Regions from separate parts of the Homo sapiens genome. Here region 1 is linked to region 2. A link is a loop called in an ENCODE intact Hi-C map of the cell type or tissue named here. Cell type or tissue: Calu3. All regions are shown on one strand.

Region 1 (2,500 bases), 140 kb before region 2:
TACAGGACGCCCAGTCAAATTCAAATTTCATATGAACAACTTTAGGGTTGTGGGGTTTTTTCCCTTAGTGTAAGTATGTCTCATGCAATATTTGGGACGCACTTATACTTAAAAAATAAGTGACTTATTTGTTATCCAAAGCTCAAATTTAACTGAGTGTTCTGTATTTTCATTTGCTATATCTGGCACCACTTCTCAGGGAAGGCACCCTACTTTGACCCTCAGGTCTATTCTTCCCTTGGCCCATCTCTTTCCTCAAATCAGAGAACAGACTTGCACTCATGGGTATAGCAAGATATTGAGCCTCTCAGATCCAGGCACGTGAGAAATACATACACTTCTCTCCCAACTCCATCTCAGTTATTTTCACCGTCCTAGTATCCAGCACACACACACCCCTGAACAGTGAGCCTGGACTCCTGGCTTCTCTCCTATGGAAACTGCAACCACTCTCCATTATTAACTCTCAAGCTACCTCCCTGCATTGGCCCTTTGGCAACAGAATGGCAACCACAGGGTTCCCCCACTCCTGCCCATGCCTTTTCAGATGTAAGTGCCTTGAAGAGACAAAGCAATGGTTCTCAACCAACTTTGCAACTCGCTTTCCCTAACACTATCATTACCCAAGATGGATCAATAACATAATACAATTAACGATGCAGTTTTCAGAAGACATAGGTCTTTCTTAGCATTCACCACCTACTGAATGCCTCATTTATCTGCGAATCAATTTGCCTTGATGAGTGATCTTATCTCTCTCACCATTGCAGGTCTCAACCAGAGTTCACTTTCTGGAAGTTGATAAAAGAAATAACTGTCATCTCTTGCACACTCAATATCCATAAAATGGGAAACACAGCACCCATCCCATCATCAATCTGACAAGGTCAGTAGAGATCATAAAACCTGGATAGTTTTGTAGCCTCTAAACTTTGTAAAAAAATCAGGTAATATCATATAAGCCATGCAAAACCTCTCACCCAGTAGCAAATCTGAAATGCTATCTCCCTGATCTAAAGCCATGACTCAGAGGTAAAAACCAAGAGAACATTGATTAACAGTTGTGGTTTCCAGTCCCTTATTAAAATACATGCTTTAAGAATCAACCAAAAGAATGTGAGCAATCATTAACAAGGACATGAATGGATTTTTGCTTCAACCCTGTACAGTTTAAAAACAAAACCAAAAAAGTTTCCCTTTTGCATAACCACTTGCTTTCCTAGTCAAGAATCATTTGATTATGATGAATGGAAAGAGGAACCCACTAGAAAGATGCAGTGGGACATTGGTACCCAATCCCAGGAAGGATAAGTGACCTCTTAAGAATCCGAGATTGGCCGGGCGCAGTGGCTCACACCTGTAATCCCAGCACTTTGGGAGGCCGAGGCAGGCGGATCATCTGAGTTCTGGAATTCAAGACCAGCCTATAAATATGGAGAAAGCCCGTCTCTACTAAAAATACAAAATTAGCCAAGCGTGATGGTGCATGCCTGTAATCCCAGCTACTCAGGAAGGCTGAGGCAGGAGAATCGCTTGAACCCAGGAGGTGGAGGTTGCACTGAGCTGAGATCACATCACTGCACTCCAGCCTGGGCAACAAGAGCGAAACTCAGGGAAAAAAAAAAGAAAAAAAAACTAGCTGGGCGTGGTGGCGCATGCCTGTAATCCCAGCTACTTGGGAGGCTGAGGCAGGAAAATCACTTGAACCAGGGAGGCAGAGGTTGCAGTGAGCCAAGATTGCACCACTGCACTCCAACCTGGCCACAGAGCGAGACTCCGTCTCAAAAAAAAAAAAAAAAAAGAATCCAACATCATTGGACAAATTACTTTCTCCATCTCTTTTTCCTTGAGCCCACGTGGATTTTCATGTCCACCTATTTTCTTTCCTTAAAATCCTCCTCCTCCTTTTTGTGTCCCAATTCTCATTCATCTCTTGGATATCAGCCACTTTTTAGAGCAGCTCTCCATGGTGCCCAGGAATACACCAGGCCCTTGTTCTATCTTCTCATGGTGCCCTATGCTCAGTCTTCCAAACATGTATACTTCCATCATTGTTCATGCTTGTGTCTCTCACTAGACATAGGCTTGATGAGGAGAGCTAAGGCTCTCCTACCCCTCACTCACGGCCCCAACCTGAGTATGCTTCTTAGAGTTCAATGGAAGAAATAACTTTCAACTCTCCAGCCCTCAGCAGCCGCCATATAAGGTGCTACCTTACCAGGCGCTTATGATCTGCAAAAAGCAAGCTATCAATGATGGTACATACAGGTAATGGGTGGGGGATGCAGGAGCCTCATTCTAGGACATGAGTCCTTATTCGCATCACACTATTCCAATTTGCTTGGTGCCTTTGTGTCCTAAGGCTTGGCAGCTGCGATCTGAGGGAAGGAGTACAGCTAGTCCCTGGCATCAGCTCCCATGGGATCCTGTCATTGCTCCACCACTTCCTGGCTCAGTGACTACATCCAAAAGTTCTTTCAATGCTTTGAGCCTTAGTTGT
Region 2 (2,500 bases):
TCACAGTCAGAGACATGTTCTCAGATGGAGGTAGAGCTAAACCCAGCACTGATAGATGAGTAAGTTGAACCAGAAGAAGAAACCAGGAAGGGGCATCCAAGCAGCGGAAGTAGCATGGCCCAGGGAACAGTCTAGTTTACTGCCAAGGAACAGTACATCACTCATGATAGCTGCTGCATGGGGTGCAAGAGAGAGAAAAATGAGCAGCCCCAGAAACAGAGCTCTACAAGGTCAGGGCCCAGAGGTCTTTGGGTGCCAGAGGGAAGCTGACCTTTGTCCTACAGGCTGTAGGGAGCCATTGAACTGGGTGAAGCAGAACAGGTATATAAGCTAGGGTAGGACTGTGCAAATGCTAGACTGTGGGGCACACTGGCCAACATGGAAAAGTTACCCAACTCCTATTGGCTGTCCCCACCTGGTTGTTCTGCTCTAAGCCTGCTGGTGTAAGGACTGGTAGAGTTGGTGCCACTCAGGGCCGCTTGTTCCCAGGCCCCAGCTCCAACACTCATCTCTGCCTGCTGGGCTTAGAATCTAAGCCTAACTCTCAAACATACTGACATTTGAAAAAGGCATTTCTGATAGAAATGAAAATGGGGTGGTTACCTCAAACGAGCAACGGCAACGCAGGAGTCATACATTATTGGCTTACTGCTGGAAAGGTCATGAGCACCCGGAGGCAGTCCGTCTCTCTCCCCGAGGCCCAGGAAGGCCGAGTTGATCAAAGCCCCTGCACACACAAGCAAAGCACCCAAGGAATGTATCAGGAAGGTGAAGGTAAACAGGACGCAGCTAAGGGCCCAAAGCAAGGGGAGCAGTGGCTGCCTCCCAAGTTGTGGCTATCCTGAGGGACCCAGACCACAGCCTAGAGGGTGAGCAGAGGGGGACATTGGCAGAACAGATGATTTTAACCTTGCTAGCAGCAGCACCCATTCTGACTGCCTGTGAACTCAGCCGCCCAGTTCCTGCTATGCATGCCTGTGGCCGATGCCGGGTAGACTCAGGGCGGGGCTATTTGCTCACTGGAATCCTGTGCATTTTGTGGGCAGTGAGAGTGTCACAGTTAGACCTGAGCTTCACTGTGAAAATATTCATGCTTCACCGGGAGAAAGCTAATGGGTGATGATAGGAGGGTGCCCCTTAAATGGGCTCTAAGGACAAGCAATGGTTGCTGGGCTCCAGCCTCTGCGCAAGCCTCTCGGGATTTTGAGTTAAACACTAGTAAGATCTCTTCTCACATGTCTTGTTGCAGTGTTCCATGAACTGGACAATCTTTTTCTTTTCTTTTTTTTTTTTTTAAGAAGTACACATTTTCCGTGGTTTACCAAGTTTGACAAAATCAAAGAATTGAGAGAAATGTTGATGAACTAGAGAGAAAGGGCTGATAGCTCAGGTAATTATGCTTGATTTCAGTTCAACACTTATGGAGAATCTACTATGTGGCAGACACCAGGCAGTGTATTTTACGGCCTAATAGCTTGGGCTCCTCTCTTCTCAGGTGCCACTCAGGACCCTGGGGCCCTTGCACTTATGTAACGATTCAGCCTCAACCTTTCTCCTCTGTTCCCTGCCTGCCTTCCAGGTATGAGATACCACAGGGCAAAGAATACAGCAGTTTCGTATGCAGAGCCAGGCTGCCTGGGATCAGTCTTGGCATTCCCACCTCCACGTGGCTCAGTTTCCTCATCTATAAAATGGGTAATAATAGTACCTACCTCATAAGGTTGCCCTGAGGATAAGCAAATTATCTGCTGGAAAGTGCTTAGGCCAACGCCAGGCACCTAGTGCGTCCTCTGCAAGCTCCATCTCTTATTCAGGGAGCCTCAAGTCCCCCAGTTTCATATCCTCGGTGCCAGGTTTCCTTAGCCAAGTGTGCCAAGGGAACTTCCGCAACTTTTTTTTTTTTTTTTTTTTTTTTTGAGACGGAGTCTCGCTCTGTTGCCCAGGCTGGAATGCAGTGGCGCGATCTCTGCTCACTGCAAGCTCCGCCTCCTGGGTTCATGCCATTCTTCTGCCTCAGCCTCCCAAGTAGCTGGGCCTACAGGCACCCGCCACCACACCCGGCTAATTTTTTGTATTTTTAGTAGAGACGGGGTTTCACTGTGTTAGCCAGGATGGTCTCGATCTCCTGACCTCGTGATCCGCCCGCCTCGGCCTCCCAGAGTGCTGGGATTACAGGCATGAGCCACCGCGCCCGGCCTCACTTCTGCATCTTATAAACTTTTTTCAGCCCCACATCTCTCCCAAACAAGCCCCTCTCCTGGTTAAATTGTTCTCGCTACCACTGATCACAATATTGCTTCGCTAGCCATAACTTTTAATAATTTACTGGATTCATTTAAAGTGTTTTTAATTACAAATGTTCTAGTTCAGTTAGATACAAAATTAAATGCAGCAAGTAATTTTATTTTCTCCATATATTATCTCCCGAAATTGGAGTAGCTTAGTGCATCCTTATTGTCAAAGGGTTTCTCAGCCCACGTGATTCTGTAGGAAAGGAACT

The links. Hi-C counts contacts between places; a loop is a spot of excess contacts. Peaks named below come from ENCODE experiments on the same cell type or tissue, not always from the same donor. Only the 100,000 strongest peaks of a DNase experiment are listed, where the experiment ranks them.
Region 1: a loop joins it to region 2, with 3 times the contacts of the local background. A loop is called at or near these places in 1 of 110 quality-filtered maps.

What each region holds. Positions count from the first base shown.
Region 1 is chr15:93,459,517-93,462,016 of GRCh38, reverse strand. No RefSeq gene overlaps it. Among named protein-coding and RNA genes, the nearest start is that of RGMA, 370 kb to the right of the region's middle. In Calu3, no CTCF peak of the experiment used is centred here; a DNase peak (open chromatin) is centred at 1,336.
Region 2 is chr15:93,320,450-93,322,949 of GRCh38, reverse strand. All of the region lies in intron 5 of LOC105370982 (a long non-coding RNA gene), which reads right to left. Among named protein-coding and RNA genes, the nearest start is that of RGMA, 230 kb to the right of the region's middle. In Calu3, no CTCF peak of the experiment used is centred here; a DNase peak (open chromatin) is centred at 989.